Regions from separate parts of the Mus musculus genome. Here region 1 is linked to region 2. The links are chromatin loops, found by intact Hi-C in ENCODE. Cell type or tissue: left cerebral cortex. All regions are shown on one strand. Each heading gives the region's core, and the rest is flanking DNA. Links, peaks and the distances in the headings are about the cores only.

Region 1 (7,500 bases), core at 786-5,785, 81 kb after region 2:
CTCCATGCCAGAAAAGAACATCAGATCACATTATAGATGGTTGTGAGCCACCATATGGTTGCTGGGAATTGAGCTCAGGACCTCTGGAAGAGCAGCCAGTGCTCTTAACCATTGAGTCAACTCTCCAGCACTCAAAACATTTTCTTACTCATCAGGACAACAGAATAAATGATGGAAATAAGTGGGGAGGCGGGGGACAGATGGGGCATGGGGAGAGGCCTGAGATAGAGGAGGTGGGGGACATGGTTAAGTTCTTAAAGTGATGCTGTATATAGCTGAGTCCCAGAAACCACATAAATACATGGAGATTGGCTGTGATTCCAGCCGTGTAAAGCAAAGACAGAAGTTGCCAGAGCAAGCTGGTGAGTAAGACCAGCCACAGTGGCACGCTCTGGGATTGACCAGGAAGCCTTGACTCAGTGAACAAGGCGGAAGTGTGATAGAGGGCAATTCCTGACATCAGCCTTGGATCTCCATATGTACAGACACCCACAAGTATTCACACTCACAAGTGTGTTCACACACATGTAAAACATGCATGTATGTATACTTACACACCATACACACATATGAAGCAGGTAGGAAGACCAAGGACATTATAAATGCAGCTTGGAAGACTCCTTGTAAAACTGATAGATGGGAAGCCACAGATGTCTGTAACTGTACTTTCTGGGTACTTTACTGGGTTTTTCTATCTACCACTCTATCCCTTCCAGCCCCCCAACAGTGGGTGGGAGAGAAAGGTTAGAGGGGAAAGGGGACATAGAACTCTTTAGACTACTTCCTGCTGATTAGGGGCACTGAGTTCCCTGGGGGCAAGTCCAATCTTCTTTATCACGATATCCAATTTCTTCTTCTCTTCCTTTGCTCATGACCACTTGATGAACCACAGCAACAGGGACCAGGAGCAGCAGCCTCCACCTCTCTTGGGGCTCTGGCATCTTTTAATACCCTCTCAAGAGTTCCCAGAATTCCAAAAGTAAACTATCTTCAGGTGGCAGAGTTACACCCCTGCCAGAGCATGAGACAAATCATAGTCAGCTGCTGTGCACAATGTGAAGCAACCCCATATCAGGTGCCTGGAATTAAACGGAAAGTATAGTTATATAACACAACTGGATTTTTATTTATTTTTTAATATTTATTTATTTATTTATTTATTTATTTATTTAATGTATATGAGTACACTGTAGCTGTACAGATGTTGTGAGCCTTCAAGTGGTTGTTGGGAACTGAATTTAGGACTTCTGCAGTCAACACTGCTTGTTCCGGTCAACTCCACTTGCTCAGTCCCTGCTCGCTCTTGCCCAAAGATTTATTTATCATTATAAATAAGTACACTGTAGCTGTCTTCAGACGCAGGGCATCAGATTTCATTACAGATGGTTGTGAGCCACCATGTGGTTGCTGGGATTTGAACTCAGGACCTTCAGAAGAGCAGTCAGTGATTTTACCCGTTGAACCATCTCACCAGCCAGCCCCACAACTGGGTTTTTAAAGAAGCCAAAAGTCTCACTGCACAAGTCGCCTTCACATCGGCAAGCCTGAATCAAACAATTTAGTAATCTAAATTGACGAAATGTTTCCAGCAAAACCAAACGTCAACGAGAACTCTGTTGAGCGCACAGCCCTATGTCAGGGGCCCACGCCCCCTTTCATTACTTGCTTGGGGGAACATGACTTGGTCTATCTGCCTCTGAAGCACCTGGGAAAAACAACGGACGGTGATCACCTTTGTCCCGTGTCAAAGGTAAGCAGACAGAGGAAGACAGAAGCTCCGCAGCTGCCTGTCTGCCTTATTTGGTCACCATCATGGTGATCAAGACTGACACCAGTGTCATGTGCTTGTCCCTAAAGAGCAATATACCCTTTACAACTGCTAGCCACAGGCAAACAGGCTCTGGCCAGCCTTGTAAGGTATCCTTGTGCATATGACCTCTGCACACTGTAAGCTCTGGGGGAATGCACGGATGTGAGGACATAGGTGTGACCTTCCTGATAGCTGGGGGGGAAAAGTTCTGTGGTCCCATGACTAGTGCACTTCCGGTGCTGGGGCTTGGTCCCTTCACCCCCTACCCCTACCCTAGGCTCCGTGATATTTTGAAGTGAACAGGGGGTAAAGGGCAGACAGAAAGCATCTCTGGGATTGCTGGCCTCAGGAAGGGCGTGAGGCTTCATAAGCTCCCATGAGAGATGTCCATCTTTATCTGCAGGAGAGGCTGGAAGCTAAATTTGGTAAGTCCTTTGGTGATCAACAGCAGTATGGAAGTGTAAGCTGAATAAATCCTTTCCTCCCCAACTTGCTTCTTGGTCATGATGTTTGTGCAGGAATAAAAACCCTGACTAAGACAATCTGTAATGGGCACCTGAAGTTGTCTTCTGGTGTGTCTGAAGACAGGGACAGTTTACCCACATACATGAAATAAATAAATAAACAAACAAACAAACAAACAAACAAATAAATAAATCTTTAAAAAGAGAGAGAGAATTCATTTGAACCCCTGTTTTTTGAGCGATGAGCACATTTTGTAACACCTGTAAGTGACACCTGTGACTTCTGCTTCAAGGCTATGCGACCCTTGCACACTGCTGGACACTGCCAGCTCTGGACCGTTCAGATCATTGGCACCGACTGTCCCCAGCATGGCTGCACTTTTGTATCTCCAGCGACATGGCCCAGAATGGACTCTGGCTCAGTGTGGGCTGAGCCTGACATTCTCAAGCAGGACCTGCAGGAGGCATTGGCTCAAGTCAAGACCAGACCTAGGGCCAAGGGTCTTGGCAGAGCCTTGACAGCTCATTCATAGGAAGTCTCCCACAAGGTACTCAACACTTAGCCTGACATTTTCCTTATCAGATAGAGTCTGGGCCCTCCCACATCAAGCAGCAATCAAGAAAATGCTCCACAGACTTGTCCACAGGCCAGCTGATGAAGGCAATTCTCCAGCTGAGAAGCCCTGTCCCTAAGTGTATGTAGGCTTGTGTTAAGTTGTCAATAACTATGACATAGCCCAGGCTCAGCCTCCAACTCACATGCCCCCTGCCTCAGCTTCCCAGGAATCCCTCAGATTCCCAGAGTAAGCCATCATGCCCGCTTTATAAACTCTACGCCATTGCAATCCACCACTAATGGCTATCATGAAACTTAAACACATGAGTTTTTGCTTTGTGCGTTGACAAAGCAATCTCTCAGGAACCATCTTTTATGTTCTTTTGAGACAGGGCCACTTTTTGTAGCCCTAGTGGTCTGGAATTCTCTGTATAGACCAGGCTGGCCTCAAATTCATGGAGATCCCTCCTGCGTCTCCCTTCTAAGTTCTGGGATTAGAAGCAAATGACACTGGCTCTCAGAGTCTTTCTTTTTTCATGTACGTGAATACACTGTCTCTGTCTTCAGACACACCAGAAGAGGGCATCAGATCCCATTACAGATGGCTGTGAGCCACCATGTAGTTACTGGGAATTGAACTCAGGACCCCTGGAAGAGCGGTCAGTGCTCTTAACTCCTGAGCCCCTCAGAGTCTTTCTTAAGCCCTTTCCAAACACAACCTCAACCAGCTATGCCACCCTCCTCTGACCTCAGTGTATAATGGCTGCTCCTAGTACTTCCCCCTTGCCTGACCATCTATCTTCCTGATGAGGCCCTGTGCACATTAGGATGCCTGGCTGGCGGGGGACTACCTCCTGCCTACCACCGTTCCTGTAGGTCACTGCTCACTAACCACCTGTCTTCTCCTTTCTGCTTATTTACTCAGGGATTTGATTTTAGTGTCACTTCTATGGTTCTATTGGTTAGGGCTGACATATGTCGCACCCACCCCTCCTTCAGTCTTGAGTATTGAACCTAGGCCTTATGCATACTAGGCAAACACTCTACCACTGAGCTATGTCTGTGGCTGTAACACACACACACACACACACACACACACACACACACACACACGCACACGGACACACGCACATGCACACACACATTTTACAGCAGCTTTATTTATAGTTGCCTGAACTTGGAGACAATACAGATGTCCTTCACTGGGTGAATGGATAAACACACTGGTCCATTCAAACAGTGGAACGTTGCTAAGCCCTAGAAAGAACCGAGCTACTGAGCCATGAAAAGATTCAAAGCAGATGTAAATGATTAATGCCAAATGAAAGAGGCCAGTGTGGGTCTGGCAAGATGGCTCAGTGGGTAAAGGCCCGTGCTGCCAAACCTGCCCACCTGAGTTAAGATGCCTGGAACCCACAAGGAAGGAGAAAGGCACACTCTATAGGCTGCCCTCTGACTTCCATGCACCCGCCCACCTACCCAACCACACACAGGTGAATGTAATTTCTGAAATTTAGAAGCCGTGGTGAAAAGGACGCAAGCGATGCTTCCAACGCTGACACCAGCTCAGTGACAAGGTCAGGAGTCTACGGGCAAAAGGATTACGGTTCCACAGGGACTGTTCAGGGCTGCAACCCTACTGCGTTTGATACTATGGAACTGGATCCATGACAGTTTACACTGCCCAAACCAATAGAATGACAACCCCAAAGTGGCCCCTGGTGACAACTGCAGGGCTTTATGATACTGCTGTGGTGACATGGGTTCAAGCCTGGGGTGGGGATGCAAGCCATTAATTCCAGCATTTGAGAGGCAGACGGATCTCTGAGCTCAAGGACTCTATGAGTTCTGCTCCAGAACAGAAAGGGGGGGGGGGGTGTCTCTAGGGCATATGTGAGGGGCATGAAGGAACTAAATCCCATGCTTTCAGTTCAGTTTTTCTGTAAACTGAAAACGACTCTAAAACATCTTCTAATTGTTTTTAAAGCCTCCTGTAGAGGGTTAGGAATGGGGAATTCCTTTGACAGAGTACTAGCACAGCACAACACTGGTGAGGCCCCAAGGGCCACTCCTAGCACCCTGTAAAACTAGGCCATGTTGCCACACTCCTGTAATACCAGTACCCCAGAGGTACTGGCAGGAAGATGTGAAGTTCAAGGTTATCCTAAGCTATGTAACAAATTCCTGGCCAGCCTGGGGTATATGAGACCTTGTCTCAAAAATGCAAAGCAAAGAAGTCCCAAGCTGCCAAACCCCTCCTCCCAAACTGCAAACAGAGCTGGTCTTGGTGGCTCAGATTTGCAATCTCTGCTGTTGAGGGTCCAGGCCAACTTGGGCTACATAGTGAGATCAAAGGCAACGTGAGCTAAATACTCCGTCTCCCCAAAAAAAACAAAAAGAAACAATTCCTAATAACAAAACCAAACAACAATATGAACTAACCAGTACCCCAGAGCTCTTTACTCTAGCTGCATATGTATCAAAAGACGGCCTAGTCGGCCATCACTGCAAAGAGAGGCCCATTGAACTTGCCAACTTTAGATGCCCCAGTACAGGGGAACACCAGGGCCAAAAAGGGGGAGTGGGTGGGTAGGGGATTGAGGGGGGTGGATATGGGGGACCTATGGGATAGCATTGAAAATGTAAACGAGGAAAATACCTAATAAAAAAAATTAAAAAAAAACAAAACCATATGATTTTTATCTGAGAGTTAGCTCCTAACAGTTCTCTGGGTTTGTAATTTGATATTAAGGGTTATCTTTTTTTTTTTTTTTTAAATATTTATTTATTTATTATATGTAAGTACACTGTAGCTGTCTTCAGACACACCAGAAGAGGGCGTCAGATCTTATTACAGATGGTTGTGAGCCACCATGTGGTTGCTGGGAATTGAACTCGGGACCTTTGGAAGAGCAGTCAGTGCTCTTAACCTCTGAGCCATCTCTCCAGCCCCAAGGGTTATCTTTTTTGATTTGAGTTTCGGTGCTGGGTTGAACTCAGGTCTTGGTGCGTACTGCTACCACTAAGGTCGGGGACTCCAAGTATGAAGATGTTCTGCAAGCCTATTTGTCTTCAATCCCCATCCATAGCTCCCCGCCCCAACTCCTTTACAACCTCTACCCACCTGCGTTTCTTTTATTCTAACCTATCTCCATTTTCTGCTACCAATTCAAATAAACTGTCTCCTTCCATCCAAAAATGCAACCCCAGGCCTACGAGGATTCCCATTTTGTTTCTGGTGCTGAGCTGCCCTTAAGGTGGTTATCTGCAGTAGTCTACCCTGCCCTGGCTTCAGCAGGAGCGCTAGGACACTGGTCTTCCTTTCCTCTCAGTCGTCTGCCTGCCCTAGGCTCCTCAAGACACCTACAGCTCCTTCCAGACAAGAGTGCGGCAAGGTCTTGGTCTAGGCTAGGCTCCAAGATGAGTTGAGGTCTCACAGTGCGGTTCGCTCTGCCCGTCCTGAACTGCCACCCCTATTTTCTATCCCTGGACACAGATGAAGATGTCCATTTCGCTACTTGGTAGCACTACTCCTCTAATCTCCCCCCCCAAGGCAGTTGAGGGGCGCCAACACGGCGGTAGGGACAGGAGGTGGCCGGACGACAGCTGGGTGGGCGGCCCTGACCTTCCTGCAATCAATGAGGCGGGGCCGGCCGCGCGGAGCCGGGGCGGTGCTGGAGCCCACCGCCGCCGGCGGTCCCGGCAGCTATAAAGCGGTGGCGCGGGGCTCAGGCTGAAGTTGCAGCATTTGTCACACCCAGAGCCCGACCATGGAGCCTCCGCTGCCCACGCCGATGCTACTGCTGTTGCTGCTGCTGCTCTCCAGTTCCGCCGCGCTCCCTGCACCTCCCAGGTGAGCAGGGTTGGGAATCCGTTTCATCCCGGCCACGCCCACACTTCAATTTCTGACCCTTATGGCTTCACCCCTCCCCAGGACCCCAAGACACTCAGACGGAATGTTCACCAGCGAGCTCAGCCGCTTGCAGGACAGTGCCAGGCTGCAGCGCCTGCTGCAGGGTCTGGTGGGGAAGCGCAGGTGAGCCCGCGCTAGGTAGAATTTTCCAGACTGGCTAGTATGGGACAGGCCCGCCACATCCCTGTACACCACTAATTCTACTTTGGGCGTGGGGGTGGGGGTGGGGTCAGCGAGCAGGACACAGAAAATATCCCAGAGAACAGCCTGGCCCGGTCCAAGCCCTTAGAGGACCAGCTCTGCTTGCTGTGGTCGAACACTCAGACCCTACAGGACTGGTGAGTTTTCCATCCTCAGCTGGATTCCTAAAGTGCCCCAGCCAGGTGGGTACCCGCACTCTGATGGTCACTCACTAGTCCCCTCTCCTTCCACAGGCTTCTGCCCAGGCTGTCCCTGGATGGGTCCCTGTCTCTCTGGCTGCCTCCTGGACCAAGGTCTGCTGTTGATCGTTCAGAGTGGACTGAAACAACCAGGCCACCCAGATGAGGGAGGAAGAGTCTCTAGGACCCTGGCTGGAGTAGGGATTGGTTGTCCTTGGCATCAATAAAAAAGGAATTTAGACCCTGGTCTTTTAGCTCATGGTGTGTGATGTCTGATAAAATGAAGGCCGCCTCTGCTCCGAGAGCCTGGAAGGCGTGGACAGATCCAGCCATCTCATTCAGTGGCTAGGACCACACCCAGCTGCCCTTTGAACCCA
Region 2 (7,500 bases), core at 1,126-6,125:
ATGTCTGATGCACTCCTTGAAACTGGGGTTGCAGGTAGTTGAAAGCCATCTTCTGGGTACTGGAAATCAAACCTGGGTCCTCTGTAAGAGTAACAAATGCTCTTAACCACTGAGCCATCTCTCTAACACACACACACACACACACACACACACACACACACACACACACACAGAGTTTAGACAGATCTGATCTGTCTATACAATCCTGGCTGTCCTGGAACTCTCTGTGTAGAGCAGGCTAGCCTCAAGCTAAGAGAGACCTGTATTCCAAATGCTATGAGCCTGCTTTCTTATACAACTCAGAACCATGTGTACAGAGACGGCACCTCCCACATCCATCATTAATTAAGAAAATGTCTCACAGGCTTGCCCACAGGCAAATATTTCTATTTGTTTGTTTGTTTGTTTGTTTGTTTGTTTGTTTTCAAGACAGGCTTTCTCTGTGTAGCCCTGTCTGTCCTGGAACTCACTCTGTAGACCAGGCTGGTCTCGAACTCAGAAATCCACCTGCCTCTGCCTCTCCAGTGCTGGGAATAAAGGCATGTGCCACCACCACTGCCTGGCTTGTCCACATGCAAATCTGGTGGACCACTTCCACAATTAGTGTTTTCTCTTCCCAAATGAATCTAGTTCAAGTAAAGCTGACAAAAAGACTAAGCAGGACACTTAGCATATAGAAGGTTCTAGGTTCAATCTCCACTGCTACCCCCCCCCCCCCCCGCTCTTCCCAATGTAGAGAGAGAAGAAATCAGTGTTGACCTCTGGTCTCTGACTCTTCTTGCACTCAGGCATGTAAGCATGTATACACACACACACACACACACACACACACACACACACACACATACACACCACTGTTGCACTCAAAGCAGGAAGATGAGGTTTCAAATGCCTTATTTGGGAAGTTACAGAAAGATTTTTGTATATTATATTATTTAATTTTAAGGCAGTTGTGAGCTGCCGCAAGGGTGCTGGAAACTGAACCCGGCTTCTTTAGAGGAGAGACCAGTTCTCTTAACCACTGAACCATCTCTCTGACCCCTCAGAAAGTTCTTGCTCAGGACCTGTAGGTGGAAAGCCTAGCAGGGCTCTCTGAGTTTTGAAACTCACCTTAGGGATGCTGAGTCCTAACCAAGTATCCAAAGATCCTCCTTGAACTCGACCCCGTGCTTCTCCCTGTTCCCCTGCTACTCGCCTGTACCTCAAACCCTGAAGAAAGTTCTTAAGCAGCTGTGCCCCTAATACCATCCACAGTGAGGTGTGCACTTAAGACCACTCAGTGTGCAATGTGTCTCTTGACAGCACTTTGGGGAGTGGTGATCAACAAAAGAAGTTTTGGTTGTTCTTTGGGGCAGGGTAGCACTATAAGCCTGCTCTGGCCTCAAACTCATGGTAATCCTCCTGCTTCAGCATTCCAAACGATAACATGACAGGCACGAATCACCATGCCTGGCAAGCGACTCTTAGGCTTTGTATGCTCAGAGCTGTATAGCTTGGCCATCACTCCTCTCTGCTCCATGCCCCATAGCAGCACACACACATTGTCTCTTTGAACTCAAATTCACGTCTTCTTGTTTGAGCACAAGTTATTTGGCTACAGATCTTCTCCATGCTTTCTCTCTGACACTTGACAGTTTTGCCTGTCATGTTGCATTCAATACTCCCAGGGGAACATTCAGGGCCAGGGTAGATCCTTTCTGCTTCTCCACACAAAAAGCATTTTCTCGGCATTCACCCATGTCCAGGGTCCCTTCATGGGATTTGCACAGAGATTTAGCCACTTTGGCTAAGCATCACTGTCCCCAGGTTAAGTGTGCATCTTGTGCTGGGTCACCCAGGTAGAAGGGACATCTCAGCTTCTCTGTCATTCCTCCAATTACCTTGAGAAGTCAACTATTTTATATCTTTTTCTAAGAAAGACGGGAAAGCCTCTTCTGAGTGGTATAGGAAGCCCTGTGTTTGAATGGCCTGCTGTGGGTGGTCAGGAGGTTGGCAGATCACAAAGACATGCTTGTCCCCAGACAGAGATGGGCCTTGTTCATGGAAATATTTGTTGGTGGTGGAGCTAGGCACAGAGCAGTAGTCACAGCAGTCCCACACACGAAGAGCTTATTGGCTAAGTAGCTTAGAAACCAACTCTAGGTTTGGGGGTTTTAAGTTCATTCTTCGTTCTTGTCCAGGGCAAATCTACCCAACCTATGGACAGACCCTCTTCAGCTGGGTTCCCACAGGTAGGGCAAACCTTTCCCATTCCTGCTGACTTGCTGGGTAGGGATCAGGGAGAGTTGTATTATAATTAGGAAAGTTGCACTTGAACCCCAGCCTAGGTGACCTGGGTTCTTTGTGTCTCATTCTTTAGTCTAGACCAGAGTGAGGTCACCCAATGCTAGAGATAGTGCTTGCTGCATGGTTCTTGTTTGTTATCTCTCATTTGCAGGCCCCGGATAGTGACATCCAAAGAGGGAAGAGTAAGTAGTTAGGGAAGGTCCCAAGCTAACTCGCCCTGGGGCTGTAACACTTCCATCTCTTCACTAGGTGCCTGTGATGGGTGGTCCTCTGCTATTCTCTTTGAAAGGTTCTGAGGGTTCAGGACTTAGCTCTGTTGGCAGAATGTTTCCCCTCTATCCCCAGCAACACATTAAACTGGGTGCCTGCCTAGAAGCCTTCGAGGCCATCCATCAGCCACATCAAAAGTATGAGGCGTGTGCTATGTGAGATTGTGCCTCACAGAATTAATAAGGAAAGCTGTCTCAGCCTTTAGGGATGGTTATTGCTGCAGAGGACCAGGGTTGGGGTTCCAGGACCCACAACTATCTATAACTCCAGTTCCAGAGAATCTGTCTGGCCTTTGTGGGCACGGCACACATGTGGTGTATATGGTGTACATACATGTAGGACATGTACAGGCAAACATTCATACACATAAAGTAAAAGCAAGAAAATCTAAAAAATATTTAAAAGTAAAGATTTTTGACAGTTTTTTTCTTGTTTGTTTGTTTGTTTGTTTGTTTGTTTTTGTTTTTTTTAACTCTGTAACCCTGGCTGGACTGGAACTTGCTGTGTCGACCTACTTCTAATTCACATAGATCTCCCTCCTGCCTCTGCTTTCTGCTTTCTGTAATTAAATGTGTATGTTACCACACCCAGCTCTCTACTTTTTAAAAAGGACCTAGAGGTGGTAGAAGGCCCTTGAGAGAAGAAGGGACAACTTCCAAGAACTCAGAGGCCTGAGCCAGTTGTTCAGCTGGGGCCCCAAGCACATGGGAGTGAGGAGTCCAGAGCTCCTGGGCAGGGGAGGCTGCTTGGTCTGGAGCCGCCTCAGCTCTGTGGAAGCCACAGTAAGTGTAGGCAGATGGGGAAGGGCTAGGAGGGTTAGATGAAGCAGATACAGGTTCTGGAGACTCCCTAAGGGTGGCGCCAACCATCTTGGAGAGAAGACTGCTGGAAAGACTGGGTCCTGTAGGGCTTGTCTGAGCTGAGGGGCTGGAGCCTCTGAGACCTGAGGCCAAGTCTGGGTAGGTGGTGGATTAGTTGAGGGGCACAGTCTCTTCACCTCAGTCTCGGCACAGTACGTTGAGGATTCAGGTGATCCTTGTCAGGATTTGACTCACTAGCAATTTGGAATGCAGGACAGTCCTCACACCAGATACAAGGTATCTAACAGTCACCCAAAGATGTATAAGGAGCTACCAGCAGATGGCACCAAAGGCTTGCATCAAAGGAAAGTCTCTGGCCAGTCAGGCAGATACCTGGGTCTCTCTCCAACTTGTCAGTGAGGTCTTTCAGGCCCCAGGTCTCTTTTTGACACCTCCCTCATCTTGGAACAGTCTTCTAAATAGTGCCTCTATCTCCCTCTGATTCATGCTCCTGGGCCAGCTGAACTCTGCTCCTACTCAGAATGGGACCTTTGAAAGCCACCCGGTTGGAAGGTTTTGGGCTGTCTAGACACCCTCTGGAGTCCCTCCCAGAAATGTCCTTAGGGCCATTTTGGATGGGTGTGGAGGTGAGAGGTGTCCCCTGGCATGGCCAAAGCACTACCTGTGTGGGTGGGTTGCTCTCTACTGGAAAGATCTTTGAAGGGCATGACCAGGCTTGGTGGTCTACAAGTGGGATCCCAGCACAGAAGGCTTAGGCAGGATGACGATTCAGAGTTCAGGGCCAATGCACTATCCCAGAGAAAAGGAGCAGGAAGAAGAGGCAGTTTGGGTGTCAGAGCACTTCTACCCCAAGAAACAGATATCTAAGTTGCTAGGAGACATCTGGTTTATTGACATAGCTGTGGAGTCCCCACTCTCATCTCTGGGTCTGGGGCTCCATCCAGAGCTGGGAAACGCACCAGACACCAGCGAACAGGCTGGTGGAAATAGCCAGAGACATCTGTTATCACAGGCTCTTTGGGTGGGATGGGACATTTGAAGTCAGAACCTATGTCTGGTTCATTCTTAGGTCTCAAAGAAGAAAGAATACAGCATACTCTATACCAGCAGGTCACCCAAGGCCTCCTGTCCTGGAGCCCCTGACCAGGTTGTTCCTGGGATGCTAGCAGCGTGAAGGGAGTGGGCAAATATGTAGGCAAGGACACCAGGCTGGTCAGCTGAGGGCTCAGGCCCATCCTGCAATTGGGGTACAGCGGATGCAGGAAAACGTGAATGTAGAAACAAGCAACACAAGGGAGAGCTGCAGAGTCGGGGCCCAGCATTGTAAGGAACAAGGACCTTCATGTGCACCAAGAAGACCAGGGGAAGAGGCCTTGCCCACCGGGAGAGTCCTGGGGCCTTGGCAGCAGGTTGAGAAGGGACTGGCACTGCCAGGTACAGGTTTGGCTGAGGCTGGCCTTGGTTTTGGAAGAAGAGTATTGGGTTGGGGGTAGGGCTCGGGTGGTAAAAGAGCTACCCACAGGTGTAGCTAGGCTCATACACAGGACTCTGCCTGGAGGGCAGGTAAGCCAGTTACACCCAGCCCATCTATGTCCTTGGTATAAAATAATACACATATAAAAATAATACTCCATGCATTTGGGTTGGGCCCATTACAGGTGCGGCGCCCCCTCTGACTCTGGTGAAGTGTGTTGGCTGGTATAGCTGTCCTCGGCCCTCCTGATCTTGCTCATGAGCTTCTCCAGTTCTGACCCACTTTGTTGTTTCTAGGAAAAAGAGATTGGGCCTCAGCCGGGAGGTTGGGGAATAAAGAGGGTACAGGACAGGGCCCTGCTGTTTCCTGTTTTTCCAGTGACCCCAGGTGCAAGTGCCTAGGAAGGAACTCAGAAGCAGGCAGGAGCTGCTCACCTCCAGGAAGGCCTTCTGAACCGTGAGCTGGCTGTACACGCGACTGCCCTCTTCCCCGCACACTTTTTTCAGTTCCTCCTTGTTGAGGGAGAAGAGCTGGGGTCCAGTTAAGATGCCCAGGTTCTCCACGATCCTAGGGGCAGGTGGGTGTGAGGGCGGGGCCGTGGGCGGGACACTGTCCTCCAGGCTCCGCCCCACCGGCTGTACACACGGGACTCACCTGGCACTGAAGGCCTTGGCTTCCAGCCAGGCGCGGACCTCATCCGGACCTGACTCGAAGGTAAGCGGCAGGTGCACTGGCTGGCTGCGCTCCACGCGGAAGTTGCGCTGCGGCTGTGTCTTGATGTGGCTGATCTTTTTCATGAGCTCGTCATTGACCTCGTCCATGTGGTGGATTAGCTCTGTGGGGCGCACGCTCTCAGCCCCTTCACTCGACCCGTTCTCTGCCTCTTCCCCACCCTCCGCATCCTATCAGCGCCCTCCCCTGCCCCTCCCTACACTTCTAACCCCAAAGTGGATCTACTTACCTTCTTTGTTCCCTGCGAAAATTGGGGGCAGTTTGTGGGTGGGGCTGGCTGGACCCCAGTATTTCTGGCCAGACTGCAAGGAGTAAGGAAGAGGTGAGGGGTAAGGTGAGGGGGGGGCTATTATATAAGGACTTACCCAGGACCCCAGATGGATGGGCCAGCCCTTTCTTCCCTTGAGTAAGACCCCAGGAACCCACACAGCCCTTGGCCCAGCTTGGGGGCAGCAGGTTTCCGGGGATCAGGTTCAAATATCACATTGAGACCAGCTGCACCCCTGACCTTAGGGGCTCTGACTGTGTTGTAGACAGAATGGAGCCGTGGCAGGCGATCACCTGTTCCAAGGGGGCACCCACGTCCTCCTGCCGAGCTTCAGCCAGGATGTTGCAGGGCACATAGCCCGCCTGGCCACTGCGATTTCGTAGCTTCCACCACTGCCGGCCGTCCTCCAGCACCTGCCAAGTGTCCAGATGTCTGTGAGACTCACCAACATCCTCGTGCAGACCTCAAGTACTATTAGAGTCAGATGCTGGGGACACTTGCCAAACCCTTCACAGAGGGCCAAAGCATTGTCCAGGTATCTCAAGCACAGCTCTCCATCCTCTGGACATGTCTTGGCCTGATGGGCTACCCAGTGCCTGCCTGGCCTCCCCAGTCCTGGAGACAGGGTACCTCTTAACCTGATTCTAAATGCAGAGCTTCCCCCAGCCTGCTCCACTTTCTGTCCCTCAGTAGGTGGCCTGGATTCAGGTTAGGCACAAATAAGTTGGTCCAGGGTGGTGATCTTGGGTGGCCATGAATGACAAGCCCCTACTGGCTTCTACCGAAGGGCCACCCACCACGGTAGACCTCCAGGGATCCCCCAGACATCAGAAGGCAGCTCAGTGGCTCAGCCAGACTGTGGTGGGGGTCAGAGAGGCCACTGGAGGCCCAGTAGGAAGCCAGGTCGAGCACACTGGGAAGATGGGTGGATTACAGACCATGGTCCCAGAACACGCCCCACTTCCCCTGTATAGCCCCGGTCCTTACCTCTAGGACCTCGTCCTTGAGCACAGATAGCTCATTGGCGTTTCGCGCTGTGAAATCATAGAGGATCTTGACGTACTTGGTCATGGCTGGTGTTGGCTGGTAGCCCCTGCAGGACCAGGAAGAGTTGAGACCCAGGGCTGGACGGAAGTCTCTTCCTGCTTCCCAGCTGCAGCTGCCTCCTGTTCTGCTGCCCAGGTTGCAGTGAAGAGAGGCTGTGCTTCTCAGCCGGGAGTGGAAACTGTGACACTCCAGCAGGCGGGGGGGGGGGGGGGGGGGGGGGGAGACGAGACTCCAAGAGGCTGGCCCAGCTCAAACTATCTTGGGGAGTCTCTTGCCCTGCTCCTCAGAGGGACTAGAGCAAGAGGTGTGCCTAGGGAGTGACAGGGTCACATGTTCCCAGTTGACCACAGGGCTAGGGCTAGGAGATTTTCAGTTACAGCCCCTTAGAGATATTATGTGTCCTTTCTGGAAGTCCCCTTGCATCTCTGGAGCAGGGGTGAGCTCTGGCTAATGGTTTCCCCCCTAGCCAGGTCATGTTCCTGGTCAGTGTGGCACTGGAGAGGGAGGAGGGGTGGGGGATCCAGGTCTGTGCCCAGTGTATTGATAGGCTGAGAATGTCCCATACATATGATCCCAGTAGGGACACTGGATAGCAAGCTAAA

Evidence for each region. Hi-C counts contacts between places; a loop is a spot of excess contacts. Peaks named below come from ENCODE experiments on the same cell type or tissue, not always from the same donor. Only the 100,000 strongest peaks of a DNase experiment are listed, where the experiment ranks them.
Region 1: it touches region 2 in a loop (2.7-fold over the local background); 2 of 42 quality-filtered maps call a loop at or near these places.

Annotation. Positions count from the first base shown.
Region 1 is chr7:141,278,199-141,285,698 of GRCm38, reverse strand. It overlaps Sct (secretin), which reads left to right and starts at 6,566. Exons shown (of 4, transcript NM_011328.3): 1 at 6,566-6,683; 2 at 6,765-6,866; 3 at 6,977-7,081; 4 at 7,178-7,370. The coding sequence starts at 6,601. The coding sequence ends at 7,289. In left cerebral cortex, for the core only: no CTCF peak of the experiment used is centred there; no DNase peak of the experiment used is centred there.
Region 2 is chr7:141,359,766-141,367,265 of GRCm38, reverse strand. Eps8l2 (EPS8-like 2) reads right to left here. Exons shown (of 21, transcript NM_133191.2): 16 at 6,839-6,944; 17 at 6,145-6,264; 18 at 5,813-5,885; 19 at 5,506-5,686; 20 at 5,286-5,418; 21 at 4,250-5,143. The coding sequence ends at 5,030. It overlaps B230206H07Rik (RIKEN cDNA B230206H07 gene), which reads left to right and starts at 2,156. Exons shown (of 2, transcript NR_033532.1): 1 at 2,156-2,231; 2 at 5,230-7,500. In left cerebral cortex, for the core only: a CTCF peak has its summit at 3,693 (motif pointing right); DNase peaks (open chromatin) are centred at 2,035 and 3,696; H3K4me3 peaks cover 193 bases; H3K27ac peaks cover 1,929 bases.